Regions from separate parts of the Homo sapiens genome. Here region 2 is linked to region 1. The links are chromatin contacts, found by Hi-C or POLR2A ChIA-PET in ENCODE. All regions are on one chromosome and are shown on one strand. Each heading gives the region's core, a stretch centred on a gene start or an enhancer-like site at or near the end of the contact. The rest is flanking DNA. Distances are from core to core; before and after follow the strand shown.

What was found. A loop is a pair of places that touch in the nucleus more often than their neighbours do. ChIA-PET counts read pairs that join two places held with the same protein, here RNA polymerase II (POLR2A). Pooled maps may share reads with other maps.
Region 2: a map of CD8-positive, alpha-beta T cell shows a loop between it and region 1 (9-fold over the local background). The contact joins the promoter of BLCAP here to the enhancer-like site in region 1. A Hi-C loop is called at or near these places in 3 of 168 maps with a recorded cell type or tissue (CD8-positive, alpha-beta T cell, gastrocnemius medialis and natural killer cell), 2 of 37 single-sample maps with no recorded cell type and 10 of 50 pooled maps. POLR2A ChIA-PET finds 5 or more read pairs at or near these places in 1 of 52 experiments (H1).

The regions. Positions count from the first base shown.
Region 1 is chr20:36,461,172-36,469,022 of GRCh38, reverse strand. All of the region lies in intron 7 of DLGAP4 (DLG associated protein 4), which reads right to left. Among named protein-coding and RNA genes, the nearest start is that of MYL9, 76 kb to the left of the region's middle. RefSeq lists enhancers at 1,339-1,388, 3,408-3,587, 3,163-4,088, 4,089-5,015, 6,422-7,212 and 1 more and silencers at 3,223-3,517, 7,329-7,808, 7,514-7,851. Within about 2 kb of position 3,867, at least 25 of the 41 ENCODE cell types and tissues checked have a DNase peak (open chromatin) inside an H3K27ac peak, as active enhancers do; they include CD8-positive, alpha-beta T cell, gastrocnemius medialis and natural killer cell, where a contact is called at or near this core.
Region 2 is chr20:37,525,042-37,532,892 of GRCh38, reverse strand. BLCAP (BLCAP apoptosis inducing factor) reads left to right here and starts at 5,017. Exons shown (of 2, transcript NM_006698.4): 1 at 5,017-5,100. It also overlaps the pseudogene PPIAP3. RefSeq lists enhancers at 4,725-5,034, 5,125-5,174, 4,496-5,213, 5,931-6,649.

The DNA of each region.
Region 1 (7,851 bases), core at 2,618-5,117:
ATGTGTATGAAAGTGCTCTGCAAATCAAAACAAACTAAACAAATATTAAAGATCCAGAACCAACGTGCTGAAACAAAACAAAAAGAATGAATATACGGGAGAATGAGCAAATTTACGAGAAAGCAACTGGCTCCAGATGGTCATCAAATGAATTACTACAATGGAAAGGGACAGCATAGGTCACTCTAGTCCACTGTTCCAAAGTCCAAATAGCATTTCTCAGGCCACCTCTGTTCCAAAGGAGCAAAAAATCTCTCAAAACCTTTGTCCAGATTTTGGTATGACGAACACGGTTACAGTTACAATTGTACCCTGCATACCACTGGGCTCAGAGTATCTGCCAAAGCAAACTGGCATACAGATGCTGGGTGTTTGCTGGAGGCAAGGGACCAGCAGGGTGAGGGGCACCTGGAGGCTGTGCCTGCCATGTGGTTGCTCTGCCTCATGACCAAGTTTGTGTTCAGAGGAGTGTGGGCTGCACACAGAGAGAATGATTGGCTGGGAGGCCTCGGCCAAGCCATCAATTTCCTGGCTGTACACTGGGACCAACCACTGCTGCCTCCCATGGTAGCCACTGTGTAAGCACTAGTCCCCTTCCCTTTCCCTCTGCCCACTGGGGATTCCTGGCTGCAGCCTGAGAAATGAGTCCTAGCCTCCGTCACTTGGCTCTCCTGTGCAAGGCACCTTGGAGACAAGTCCCTTCCCGCCTTTGTGGGTGACTGATTGCGTTGGCTGGGCCCCTCTCTGGTGGGGGCTGGCTGAGAATTCCAACAGACCCAGTGGTGGACATGCCTACTATCAGACTGGACATATACACAGCACAACTCCGGAACCTTCTCACAGTCCAGTGTGTAAAACTGCTTGTGTGAGGGTCCCTAGCTCCTCTGACTCTTCCACCTTTAAGGAATTCTAAACTGGCACCCTGACCTTCAGGATCCTTAGAAAGCAAGATTTGTGGGCTTTTAGGATAAATGTGCTTGCTCCTAATTAAAGGGAAAGAAGGCTCAGCCCCTTGGGACCCTAAAAGCAGGAGTTCCCTTTCCAAGAAGCAGAGCTGAGCTGTGGGAAGAGACACGGTTTGGAGACAGTTGGCCTTGGGCCTGAGCTACCTTTTCCTTATCTGCAAAACAGGGATGGGAAGTCCATCTGCCTCTGGCTTATTGTACAGATTTCATGAGCGCCCTTGTGGAGCCCCTGGCGCAGAGCCAGGCAAACAGCAGGTGTACAAGAAATGTGCTCAGACTGCTACTTCCTGCCCCAAACCAGCAACACCCAACATTTTCCCTTCTGGCCCATCAGAGCGCTGGCCAAGCTTTCCTAAGGGAGCACAGCATCCTCTGCTACCCCAATTGGCTCTTCCCACTCCCATGGGCCCCACCCAAACCTCACCCTCTTGTGTCATCTGGATGCCTGCAAAGCCTCCTCCCTGTTGTGATTTTTATTCATTCCAATTTACCCAGCCTGATTCATCCTCTGGAAAGTCTTCCAGTTGTGCTACCTCTGCTCTAAAACCTTCCATGCCTCCCCAGTGCCTCTGCTTTTCAGCTGTTTAACACTGCCTACAACCTCCTGGCTCCACCCAGATTTTCCAGCCAGAGCCCTGATGCCTCAGCAAAACTAGCATACTGCTGTTTCCCTAAATGCACACTTATCATCCAGCCATGCCCTCTGCACCCACCTCCCTGGAATGTCGGCACCACCCTCTGCCTCTGCAAATCCAGCTCCCCTCAAAGGGCTCTTGTTTCCTCTGGCTCATGCTCACTTCTTCCTTCTCAGACAATGCTTTTCCTCAGCAGACGCTTAATTACAGAGTGTCACACAGTCTCTCATAATTGTAGGCTTGTCTTCTTGTCAGACCATAAGTTCCTCAGGGCAGAGACGCCTTGTCTGTCTATTAATCCCCATCCTCTCAGAGCCTGGCCCAGGGCTAGGAAGGCAGGGCCGAGAGAAGGGGGGGGGAGAGAGAGAGAGAGAGAGAGAGAGAGAGAGAGAGAGAGAGAGAGAGGAGAGAGAGAGAGAGAGAGACAGAGACAGAGAGAGAGAGAGAGGAGAGAGACAGAGAGAGAGAGAGAGAGACAGAGAGAGAGAGAGAGAGAGCAAGAGCGAGAGACTCGCTTTGACCACTTGGGACCACTTCTCTTGCTCCTATCCCATGAGGAAACTGTTCACTGGCCAAACCAGACCTCAGGGCTCCAGGCCAGTGATGTACAGAGACGAGGGAGCCCGGGGGAGGGAGGCAGAGATGTGGCTCTAGTCTTGCTCTGGGATCCTAGGCATCCCTACCCGTCCCTGGGCCTGCCTCCATGCTGTGGAACAGCCATGTTTTAGCTCTAGAATGTGGCTTGTATTTCTCTTTAAGGTAGCCTTGGTTTCTAAGAATGGGTGGGTCTGTCTGTTAACACAGCTGATTCCAGCACAGGTTGAGTGAGGAAAGGCAGCCACAGTCAGGTCTGGGAAATCTGGGAACCCGAGAGAGATTTACACCACACACCTCATCAACCTCATTACATTCCTGTAAGGACTAGACTTCATTCCTGCTCAGGTGTTCAATTCCACAGCCTGCACCCTGGCCCAGTCTGACTTGACAGTGCCTGCTGCCAGGACCAAGTAGGGGAAAGGTGACTTGCTTCTGAAAACCACCAATCCCCACACAAAACAAAGCTGATGATGGTGATGACTGCCATTTATTGAGGGGCTGTTACTACACGAGTTCTCATTTCCATCCCAATCTGATAGGGAGGAAAACGGAGGTACAGAAAGCTGACTAATCCAAGGTCACACAGCAACAAGCTAGGCTGTCATGCAAACCAGGGTCCTCTCAGTTCAGCTTTTCCCAGGTTGCAGCCGACAGGCTCTCAGCACCAGCATCCTCTAGAGAGCTGGTTTAAAAACCTAGGGGCATGTGATTCCTGCCCCAAGACCTGCCAAATGAGAGTGTCTAGGGATGGAGCTTTATAAAGACAAGAAACCCAAATTTTATATATGAGAAAACTGAGGCACAGAAAGGTGGCGTGACCTGCCAAGGTCATGCCGTAAGCATCCTCAGGAGTCCTGCTGGGACTCCAGAGCCAGCAAGGACAAACTTCCTGGGGGAGGTGGCATTTGACAGTGTGGGCCTCTAGGGGAAGAGAGGGCACTATAGGGGAAGAGGACAGCATTAATAAAGGCTGAAGCGGGAAAGGACAGGCAACAACTTCTCAAAGTGGCTAGGGGAAGGAAGAAATACATACAGAACCACGATGACAGCCTTCCCGCAAGAGCCCATCTGAGCTTCTGGGAAGAAAGCCTGTGTGGCATTTACAATCTGCAGGTCTCCAGCAGTGGCCCTCTGGGTGTGTCTGGTTGCTGCTCAGGATGAGAAAGCCACGGGAGGTGGTGACTCAGTCCCCACCCAGCCTCCAGATAGCCTCCTTTTAAATTCAAGATGAGCTCAGAGACTGGGGAAATGTCAAGAAAACCCTCCTCCCAGAACAGATGGGAACAGACCCAGGGAAGGCGGCCTGAGGGGTAGGCTATCAGGCAGAAGCCATAAACCTGGAGAAACGCTGCGGGCTGTGGAGAAGAGGCCTGGGCTACAAGTTTGCCTGTCACTGCTGTGGCTGTGGGCCCCTGAGCAGGTCCTTGTCTCTCTCTGGGCCCCCTATTTTTCATTCACCTGTGAAACAGGGAGAACTCCACTGGCTTCCGACTTCCAGGCCTGTTGGTGGAGAACAATGGTCGGGAAAGAGCCTGGCTGATTACACAATGCCTCACACAGCCTGGGAGAGATGAGAAGATCACTCCTATTACTATTAGAATAGCCACAGGTGCTTTCCTAGTTATCTAAACCCCAACCACAGGGCATGCGGGGGTGGGGGGGATGGGGGGGGAACTGGGCTGTCTAGTTCCTACAAAGAGAAAAGTCACCCAGATGTTTTTGGGAAGGGAAAGTTCACATTTATTAAGTGCCTACTGTGCACCAGATTTAAAAAAAAATACATAATCTCATTTAATCCTCATCATAATCCTGTAGTACAGATCTTGAGTCCAGATAAGAAAACTGAAGCTCAAAGAAATAATTTGCCCAAGATTACAAACGCAGTGAATGATGGAGACTGATTAAAACCAGGCGTTTGTGGTTCTGAAACCCAGAGTTTCTACTCTCTGGAACAGTTTCTTCTTTTTTTTTTTTTGAGACAGAGTTTTGCTTTTGTCACCCATGCTGGAGTGCAATGGTGCAATCTCAGCTCACTGCAACCTCCGCTTCCCAGGTTCAAATGATTCTCCTGCGTCAGCCTCCCAAGTAGCTGGGATTACAGGCGTGTGCCACCACACCCAGCTAATTTTTGTATTTTCAGTAGAGACGGGGTTTCACCATGTTGGCCAGGCTGATGTCGAACCCCTGACCTCCAGTGATCTGCCCGCCTCGGCCTCCCAAAGTGTTGGGATTACAGGCGTGAGCCAGCGCGCCCGGTCGACAGGGTCTCATTTTGTTACCCAGGCTGGAGTGCAGTGGCATGATCTCAGCTCACTGCAGTCTCGACCTCCTGACCTTCTGGATTCAAGCTGTCCTCCTGCCTCAGCCTCCTCCAAGTAGCTGGGAATACAAGCGCATGCCACCACACCCAGCTAATTTTTGTATTTTTTGGAGCAACAGGGTTTTGTCTTGTTGCCCAAGCTGGTCTTGAACTCCTGAGCTCAAGCGACCTGCCTGCCTTGGCCTCCCAAAGTGCTAGGATTACAGGAGTGAGCCGCTGCTCACACAATTCTTGAGGGATTCCATGATTTCAGAATCAGTCTTAGGATAAGGAATGTTATTCCCATTTTATGGATTAGGAAGCTGAAGCCCAAAGGAAAGTGACATCCCTAAAAGTGGGTGAGATGTGGGAACTGGGATCCTGCACCCCTCACTTCCAGGCCAGGCACCAAGCCCTTCTTCTTTTCCACTGCAAGTAGCTGAAGTAAAGCACCAAGCACAGCGTACACAGTAAAAAGGTCAAAGGATGTTAGAGATTGTCATTATACACCAGGGGCAGGTGATAACAGCATGACAGTGACTTCTTCAAAGGCAGTGCCATGGAACAGGACCCAGAAGTCCTGGCTCAAACCTCTGTGGGTCCCTGGCCCTTCTGGGCCTCATCTCTTCATCTGTAAGACAAGGCGCTTGAACAGCTGATCTCATTCCCTGCACCAAAGTTCTAGGACATCCTAAGCTCCTTGACAGCAAACCCCAGCTCTCTGCAGAACCTCTCTCGGCTGAGGTCTTTGTTCCCCTACTCTACAGGGGAAGCAGGAAAAGCAGCCAAGGCTCACAACTACAAAGTGACTTTATTCCAAGTGCCACTGTCCAAGCAGGGCCCACCCTTAAACAACAATGGGATGGAACATGGAAAATCCAACTGTCCCCCTGCACAGACATCCCGATGGGCACGCCCATCTATCTTTACAAACGGACTAACAAAGAACAAGCAGGATTGGGGCCTGAATTAAGAAACAGCCGTCTCCCTGCTCTATTGGAAGGGCAGGTGCATTCTCGAATAACCAGGTAGTGGGGAGGAGGTTAAAGAGCCCTGGACTGTAATGTCCTAGTCCTGGATCCCTGTCCCAGCTCTGGCAGGAGCCAGCCAGCTGTTTACCCTTGGGCAAGCTCCTCTCCCTCGATGGGGCTGTTTAAAGACAGGCTGACAGTTCACAAAGCGTGTCTACAGATGTTTCATTTGATCATCATGACAACAGTGTGAGGCCAGCACAATTATCCACTTTTTACAGATAGGGAAACTGACAGAGAGGACAAGGGTCTCGCTCAAGGTTACAACACCTTGAAGCTGGCAGAACCAAGGCCCCAGAGGTTAGACTACCAAAGTCAATCCTCAGGGTGGTCAGATTAAGAAGTCCTCTCCCTGCTCATCCTGAATCGAATCTCAGCAAGATCCAGGCAGCACAGACCTTTGTTCACTTGCCCACTCTGGTGTTCTGCAAAGTTCTGGCCATGAACCCCACAGCCTAGCTGCCTAGGAGGCTGACCCCACCCCCACCCCCCTGCAAAATTTCATTACTCAAGCTGGCAAGAACGCAGCCCCCACACCCAGCCGGGGCTAAATAAACGTCCAAATGATATCACATCCTGCCGGCTCCAAAATAGCCCGGCCTGCCCACAAGCGATCACAAAGTGCCAGGCCATGCGGGGCCAAGTGGGCAGGGATGCCCAGCCCGTGGTGCCCTCCACACACTCAAGCAACTAAAGCAGAAGCCTCAGAGCAGGAAGGCCCCCCACTCCCTCCTCCGCCAGACAGCCTGGCCCCTCCCTCCTTTCCCCCTTTGTGGGAGGCCTCAGAGCCCCCTTGCCCTAGCGCCAGCCCTTGCCCCAGCGCCAACCCCATGGAGCCTCGGCCGCGGCCAGCCTGCGGGCCAACTCCGGCCCGACCCGGACACCCCACCACTCACATTGCTTCAAGAGCTCCAGACACAAAGCCATGAGGGCCGGATGGGGGTCAGAGACCCAGAGACCCGGCAAAGACAGAAAAAGGGAGAGGGAGACAAGGAGCAGAGAGAAGGGGAGACAGGGGGCTAGGGCTGAAAAAGCAAGGGGGGGCCAAGGGCCCCAGGCAAAGAAGCAGGCTCAAAGGGGGGCCTTCAGCGCAAGAGGCACAGAGTGGCGAGACCACCGAGACAGATGTGGGGGCACAGAGGGGCAGGGAGAGCAAAGCAGGGGACCCCGATCCCGAGAAGTGGGGGTGCTCGGAGACCTGAGAGAGAACAAGGAGAGACAGCGACAGGGGACAAACCAGGGGAAAGCAGAGAGGAGCTCCTGAAGTCAGGGAGCTGAGGACATATTGGGGGGTCCCAAGGAGAAAGACCCCAACTTGGGACCTAGGAGCTCCCAGTGGATATGGGGAACACCCAGAAGAGGGAAAGCCCAGGGGCAATGGGGGTTCAGAGGAGGCGAGACCCCAGCGACTTGGGGTGCAGAACCCCCAAAGGATGTGCAAGAAACTCACGGGGAGCCCTTGGGGAGAGTGGAAGGTGTTCTCAAGGGGAACCCCAAAAGATCTGGGGGCGCTCTGAGGGGGAGTCCCGAAGAGTGGGGTCGCCCAGAAAGGGCGGCTCTGAGGGCTGAAGAGCGCTCTGAGAAGGGGACCCGAGATGGGGAGCGAGGGAGGGGCTGCGGAGGAGCGCGAGGGCAGAGACAAAGAGACAGCGAGCCGGGGAGAGACAAAGCGGGCGGAGCGGGGACACGGGCTGGAGGACTGGCGGCTGGACAGGACGGAAGCGCGGGCGGGCGGGCGGGCGGGCGGACGGACGGACGGACGGACAGACGGGGAGGAGGAGGAGGAGGAGGAGGGCGAGGGCGGGGGCGGGGCAGGGCCGGGCCGGGCCGGGCGGGGCGGCCCCCGTCTCCTCGCGGGGCCGCGGCTGCTCCGGGCGGCGCTGGGCGGGCCCCGGGCGTCCGGGCTGAGGAGGCGGCAGCGACGACGTGGACCGGACAGACGGACGGACTGGCGGCGGCGGCGGCGGCCAGCGGCGGGCACTCACCCTCCTCCCTCACGCAGCCCGGCCCGAGGCTCCGGTTTTGTACGCCCGAGGGGCGGGGCTCCGGGTTAAAGTCCCGCACCTGCCCCGCCCCTCCCCGCCCCCCGCGTCAGCCGCGCGCGCGTCGTCAGGGACTCCCGGGCCGGGCAGGGGCGCGCGCAGCCCGCTTGGCATGTGGCCCGGCGCGCGCAGCCGGGCTGGTCGGCAGGCGCGCGGGCCGCCGCGTCCGGCCCACGCCCAGCCGGCCGGCCCAGGAAAGGAGCGCGCGCCCACGTCGGCACGCGCATGCCCGAGCATGGGGGGGTGGGGGTGGGGTCGCCGCCCCTCGAACCGCCTCGCCAA
Region 2 (7,851 bases), core at 3,768-6,267, 1.1 Mb before region 1:
TTTAGGTAACCAAAAAATATTTGATGAATGAATGCAAAGGCTTCATGGAGGAGGTGGCATTTGATCTGGGCCTTTAAAGACTGGGGAAGATCTTGACAGATGAGGACAGGGGACAGGGGACACCACCTCAAGAAGAGTGACAAGGTCATTTTACAAAGATCATCCTGGGCCAGGCATGGTGGCTCATTCCTGTAATCCCAGCACTTTGGGAGGCCAGGCAGGCTGATCACCTGAGGTCAGGAGTTTGAGACCAGCCCGTCCAACATGGTGAAACCCACCTCTACTAAAAATACAAAAATTAGCTGGGCTTGGTGGTGTGCACCTGAACTCCCAGCTACTTGGGGAAGCTGAGGTGGGAGGATCGTTTGAACCTGGGAGGCAGAGGTCACAGTGAGCTGAGATCGCACCACTGCACTCCAGCCTGGGCTACAAAGTAAGACTCCGTCTCAAAAAAAAAAAAGAAAAAATCATCCTGGGTGGAAGATGAAGGTTCTGGGTGAGACAGGCAGCAGAGAGACCAGTGAGGAGGTTGCTGCAGGGTTCAGGGGAGAAGGGATGGTGGCCTGGACCAAACTTTGGCAGTGGGGACAGAAAAGGCCTAAAGGAAATTCAGGAGCAATGGGCAAGAGTTGAGGAGTATGGAGCAAGAGGGAGCAGGAGTCATGGGTGACTCCAGGTGTCTGGTGGGTGGGAGCAAGTTGGGGAAGCCTTGGTAGGAAGTTGAGTTTGGCTCAGCAAAATTTTAGGGCAGAATGACCTTCCAGGTCTCTCAAGTCAAAGCCGGTGTTGATGGTGTTTCCACAGCCTGGAACTGAGCTGGGAAGGTGGAGCAATCTTGAGGACAGAGGGGAAAGGGTCCAGCTGAGCAGGAGCGAGTTCCATGTGCATTAGAAGCCCTGCCTCAGCTTCCCCAGTTTTCTGGGCCCCAGGGAGAAAGGGCTGGCCACTGAGGCCTTGTACATGCTAACACTCAGCCTGAAGTTACTGGAAGGTGGTATCCCGCAAAACAGACCTGATCCTTGTTTAGCAGCATGTCACATTCCATGGGATGGCAGGACCCCTTCCTTTCTTCCATTTTTCTTGTTTCTGTTTTTGAGATGGAATCTCGCTCTGTCGCCCAGGCTGGAGTGCAGTGGTGCCATCTTGGCTCACTGCAACCTCCACCTCCCAGGTTCAAGTGATTCTCCTGCCTCAGCCTCCCGGGTAGCTGGGATTACAGGCGCGTGCCACCACACCCAGCTAATTTTTATATTTTTAGTAGAGACAGGGTTTCACCATGTTGGCCAGGCTGGTCTCAAATTCCCGATCTCATGATCCACCTGCCTTGGCCTCCCAAAGTGTTGGGATTACAGGCGTGAGCCACCACACCCAGCCCCTTTCTTCTATTTTTCTTGAGGTATAACATACGTAAAGTATATAAAGCCCCCAGTCTTTTTTCTTTCTTTCTTTCTTTTTCCCCCGAAACAGGGTCTCATTCTGTCGCCCAGACTGGAGAGCAGTGGCACGATCTTGGCTCACTGCAGCCTCTGCCTCCCGAAGTCCCCTAGTCTTATGGTGAATTTTTACTTGATGAATTTTCACTTACATAATCACCAGCCAGAAGAAGATATAATCCTTCCAGCATCCCAGAAAAGCTCCTCTTGCTCCTTTCCCATCCCTACTCCTGACCTGACCCAGGTAACTACCATTTTGATTTCTAACCCTATAGATTAGTTGAGCTTTATATGAATGGATTCATATGGTATGTACTGTTTTGTATCTGGCTTCTTTTAGTCCACATACTATATGTGAGATTAACTGGTGCTATTACATGTAACAGTAGTTTGTTCTTTTATATGTAAAACACAGTATTCCATTGCATGAACATGCCACAATTTATCCATTCTCCAGTGATGGACATTGAACTATTTCCAATTTGAGCTATGAATAAGTCTGCTATGAACATTCTTGCACAAGTCTCCATGTAAACATAGGCACTCATTTCTCTCGGGTACATACCTAGGAGTGGAAATTCTAGATCACAGCATAGGTGTATGTTTAGATTTTGTAGATGCTGGTTTTCCAAAGTGGCTGTACCAATTTGCTCTGCCGTCAGCACTGCAAGAATTTGTTGCTCCACAGCCTCTCAACATTCAGCTCTCTTTTTCTTTTTTTGTTAGTTTTTATTTCATAATCATAAACTCTGCAATCCACCTGGGCATGGAAGGGAACAAGGAAAACATGAAACCCAAAGGGAACTGCAGCGAGAGCACAAAGATTCTAGGATACTGGGAGCAAATGGGGTGGAAGGGTGCTCTCCTGAGCTACAGAAGGAATGGTCTGGTGGTGAAGATAAAACACAAGTCAAACTTATTGGAGTTGTCTACAGTCAGCAATGGTGATCTTCTTGCTGGTCTTGCCATTCCTGGACCCAAAGCGCTCCATGGCCTCCACGATCTTCATGCCTTCTTTCTTCTTTCACCTTGCCAAAGACTACATGCTTGCCATCCAACCACTCAGTCTTGGCAGTGCAGATGACAAACTGGGAACCGTTTGTGTTGGGTCCAGCATTTACCACGGACAAGATGCCAGGACCTGTATGCTTTAGGATGAAGTTCTCATCATCAGATTTCTCCCCACAGATGGACTTGCCACCAGTGCCATTATGGCATGTGAAGTCACCACCCTGACATATAAATCCTGGAATAATTCTGTGAAAGCAGGAAACCTTTTAACCAAATCCTTTCTCTCCAGTGCTCACAGCACGAAAGTTTTCTGCTGTCTTTGGAATCTTGTCTGCAAACAGCTCGAAGGAGTAGGGGCCTAAGGGCGCGTCATCGACAGTGATGTCAAAGAACAAGGTGGGGCTGACCATGGCTGATAGTATGGGGATCCCAGCGGCATCTGCAAAGCCAGCTCTCTCTTTTTCTAAACAAGAGCTTCCACTACAAGACTCCTCTTGTCATTCAGTGTTGGATACTGGGTGTGGCTGCCATGGATGCATTGATCCTTTAGCCTGTAAGCAGCAGGATGGTGGGAGGCCACATTCAGGCCTGTTTTGAGTCTCAGCTGGAGGAGAAATGGACATCTCCTTGCTTTGGATGTGACCTCAGGAACTGGATAGCCATCTTGTGGCCATGAGCATAAACCAGCACAAGGACAGAAGATAAAATGAACCTCAGTCCTTGATGACACTGCCTAGCCACTGAGTGGCAGGCTACTTATTTTTTTAAGCCACTTGATGTAGTTGTGTGTTTAACTTGCAACATAAAAGATACAGTCCACCAACCTTCTTTATTCCCAAACCCCAACGGCTCCATTTCTGTTCTCAACAGCATCAGCCCCACTGAGCACTCCCTCCTTCCTGAAACCTCCTCTCTAGGACCCACACTCACTTGGTCCTCTTTCTACCCCACTGGCCACTGCTTCTTAGTCTCCTTTCCCGGATCCTCCTCTTCTTTTCTCTCCACCTTCTTTCACTTGCGTTCTCACCCAGCACCATGACCTTTGTATTGATGGCCCCCAAATATGTATCTCCTGCCCCAGCCTCCGTTCGCAGCTTCTGTGTCACATAAACCTGCCTACTCACCCTCTCTGCCTGCATGTTGCCCCGACATTTCAAACTTAACTTCTCAAAGCCGAACTTGATCTTCCCCCTCAGTCCGTTCCTCTTTCAGGCTTTATTGTCTTGGTCAAGGAATCTTTTACCCTTTCATTTACTCAAGGCTAAAACCTAGCGAGGAGTTATTGCCAATGCCTCCACATCCACCCAAGTCCAATCTTCCACCCTTCCCTTCACCTCCCCAAGCTACCACCCTGTCTGAGTCAGCATTGGCTTTTGTCTGGAAAGCTGCAACCACCTCCTAACTGGTCTGCCTACACCCACTCCTGAGTGCTTTCCAAGCCATGCGGCCTGGGTGGCCTTTCAGAAATCCTAATTTGCTATCCTCTTCCTGATGAAAATGGCTTCCCTGACTCTCAAGAGAAAAGCCAAATTCAGTATGTAGCTGACCTGTTTTCTTCTGTGCTCACCTCACCCCAACTCTGCCGCTTCCCAGCTCCAGATCTGGGACAAATGTTCTTTCTGCCTAGAACATTTCCCCTCTCACTCTTACCCTAATCGTCCTTTGTTTCTCAACCTAAATGCCATCTTCCCAAGGAGGTTCCACCCTTTCCCTACATTAGTACTCCATTAATTTCTCCTAACACTCTCTACTTCTTCTCACAGCACTTCCCATGATGTGTAATTATGTATTGATTAAAGTCACTAATATACAGTGATTATATGACTGTCTCCCCGCCTACCCGCCATTAGACTGGCAGTGCCTTGAGGTCAGGGACAGACCCAGGTTACCGACTCTACCTGCCCTTAGCACTGCGCTTGGGTACAGTAAGCGCCCAAGGAATATGCTTAATTAGCTAATAAATGACTACACGGACTCATTCAAGCCTCATAAAAGCCCTAAGGTGGGCATTTCAACAGAAGCCGGGTCGGGGTGGGCGAGGGGCTCGCTGGCCCAAGGTACGGGGCAAGTGGGGGAGCCGAGGCCTGACCCAAGGCAGTCCCAAGTTCTGAGCCCGGACCTTTCAGCTCCTGAGCCTTGGCTGCATGATGAAACGCTAGGGAGGGGGTGGACTTTGAGCCACGAGAAGGTTTTCCCGGAGTCCACGGACCATCCACGCGGGCAAGAACGAAGCGGGTTCACCAACATGAACACAACCCGGCCCGCCCAGCGCTCACGGAGTAAGGATCACAATCTGCTGCATATGCATGAGGGGACCCGGCCGCGCTTCGGGGCTGTCCACACTGCGCCTGATAAAAATTATTCGGGCTTGAAGATCTCGGGGCTCCCAGAGTTTTGTAAAAGTGCATACAAAGTCCTCAAAGGTGGTCTGTGGCTGATATTTACGGGAAATGGGGCGAGGATGAGCCCCCACTTCGGACCTTGTGATCAGGCGTTTGCGGTAGACAGCCCGATCCCAGGATGGGTCCTCGGCCGGCTCGACTAGAAGACTAAGGGGGCGTCTCCCCGGCTTCCTGCGGCGTCGGTGGCGAGCTGAGGTGGAGGCAGGCTGCGGCAGACGGCGACAGTGGCGGCGGCGCCATGGCAGGGCTTGCAGGTACCGTGGCGTCAACCTGCTTGGGGCGGGATGAGAGGCCCTCCATGCGGCCGCGCCGCCATATTGTCCCTTCTGGGTCACCTTAGGCGTCGCCGGGTCCCCGTCACTGGGGTTTTCCTTCCGCATACCCCGGGAAGGCAGGGCGCCCCTGTCCGGCTTCAGGTGATTGCCGTGATTGGACCTAGCCTGGGCCTTGGGGGGTCCCTTCCCAGCCCGGAGGTGGGTCATAGTACTCCTGGGTGCTGGCTCTGGCCTTGTCCAAGGTCAGCGCCCTTGCAGGATGAGACAGGCAGAGCCGGGGGCACGGGGCTGGGAGCGCGACCACCATCTCTGCAGCCCCGGGTTCCACGGCAGGGTGCCCAGCTTGTGAGAGGCCTGTCATTCTGTCCCCATCAGTTTAGTTGCGTTGCTTTAGTTGCTTTTTTGGGGGGGAGGTGGGGGGACGTGGGGGTGAGGGGAGAGAGGGTCTCCTGAGGCTCCGCTTCGGTGTCTGGGGTGATAGGCTGACGCTCTGCTAAGAGTCGCGGGCGCTTCTTACTCCCTCCAACTTTACATCAAGGGTGGACATCCCTTCCCTTTCCTTCTATAGACGTGGGGAGTGGCCCTCAAGGGCAGCTGAAGGAACGGAATGCCTGGCGCACTAATGGCCTGGAAAGGAAGCATGGGGGATGGGGGACAGTTGTTTTTTCCTTCCCCTTTCCAAATCTCCTTTAGTTTCCTTCCAGGCCTCCGTGTCCCATTTCATCGCCGAATGTTGGGAGACTGGGGTCTGTCCTCGGAAAGAAACAGCCTTTCTGTTTATAGGTTTGGATCGTCTATCCCTTTCAGGGAACTGGTGTGTTGGGGACGGCTTCTCTGCCCTGCCTGACATGGTCCAGTCATCCCGTCAGCCTTCTGGACGGCAACACCAAAGCTGGGACCAAAAAAAAGTTCCAGCTTAAGTGCTAATGCCAAGTGTTAGATCTTGTTTGCTTGTTTGTTTTAAATCAGAGACTAATTAATGTCAAGCAAATCTGTTAAAAGATTTGATCACGGGAAGCCTGGTCGGTTTCCAGTGACCAGGTCAATTCCATATCTGAAATTAGTCTTGTTAGAGTTGCTGCCAAAAACAGTTTAACCTTTAATCTGTAATATGTTGTTTCAAAGAGGAATCTGGGTTAGACTGTCTTTTTTTGTTGTTGTTCTCCTATCTTTGAAACACATGCATTCCATTTCAAGCCTGTCCCTGTGCGATATACCAAGAACCACGCGTTGCCTGCCTCTCTGACTTCCTGCTCTGGAAATGCTCAGGAATCTGGATCCTGCTGGGGCATGCATGGGCCCTGTGGGAGGGCAAGTCGGGGAGGGGAGGATAAACAGGATCACTCCCAGGGAAGATGGTGACAACGTGTCTCTGGGGCATATAGAGGAAGTCAGAGGTTACCGGGGGGAAAAGAGATTGTTGTTTGACTAGTGTTTTGTGTATGTGCATGAGTGCACACGTTTAAATCTCTGAGGGGGGGTGGGGGCGGTGGGGGGGGGAAGTTAACTGCAAATTCAGAATCTCCCTTTGGGGTGTTGGCTCCTGAGGAGATACACATTTCAAAATAGATATCTAGTAAATGGCTCACAGCAAACCTGCTCCCCGATCCAACAGTAATCCGTTGCCCAAGCTCAAGGAACTTGCCCCTGCCCTTCCCTGACAGCAGACATCCCTTCCTTCAGTGACAATTCAAATATTCCACAGATAAAGGTAACAGTGTCACATAGCACCCTGCACCCCTAAAAGTCATGGTACCTAAACACCTCTGGACTTAACTTCAGTTCGTTAGGCTAAGAAACTAACATCCTGGAGTATTAGTCTCAAGGGTCTCTCACCTGTTGCTGGAGTCCCACAGAGCTATTCCCAATTCCTTCCCAACCGATCTGCTCTGTCCTTGGCCTTGTGGGGGCAAAGTCTTCTGGGAGCAATGATGGTTTAGGCAAAGGGGACGTTCAGCACTGTGACTAAGGGCTGTGCAGTAAAACACTAGTCATTTTCAATTCTTCGCATTGCTCTCTATCAGAATAAAATGTTTAATGGTATAGTTTGTGGAAAAAATTTTATAAACAAGGTGTGTTTGGACCATCTAGGCATTGCATGGCATTGCACTGGATGGAAAGTGAATGCACTGTCTTCTCTGGTGGGTTAAGTTTGCTGCCAGAACATGAAGTTTTGTGGGTGGAGGATGCAAATGGGGAGTGGACATTGCACATTGAAGCCCACACGTGCAGGTGCAGGCCACCAGGGCAGCCCTTGCCTGGAAATCTGTCATCTCACCTTGCCACACTCACAGCCCTGCTGATGGACGGATGGAGGAAAAGGGCTTTGCCAAGATGATATGGAAAGCTCTGGGGCTACCAGGAGCCTCTTGTCCTCTAAGTGGGGGCACAAGAGGTGCTGTGTCCAGAGCAGCCAGCTCTTACCATGCTGCTTTGGCCTACCTCCCTGAAATCTGCTACCTTGTCACTTGGGCTGAGGTTAGAGCATCAAGAAGGGCAGTGGGGCTATGGGCATACCCCTCAAAAGCTCCGAAGGGAGGGTCAGCCTTCATGGAGAACACATGTTGGTATGTTCATGATTCTGTGGGTTTAGTGTGGAAAACCACAGAAACTCCCAGTTTTGAGGCCTGCCAAGATATGGGGTTCAGAAGGGAGGAGGTGTGGGCATTGCCTGCTGATGAGTCACACTGGGGCGAGAGGAGACCTGCCTCACCTTCAGGCTATGGTAGC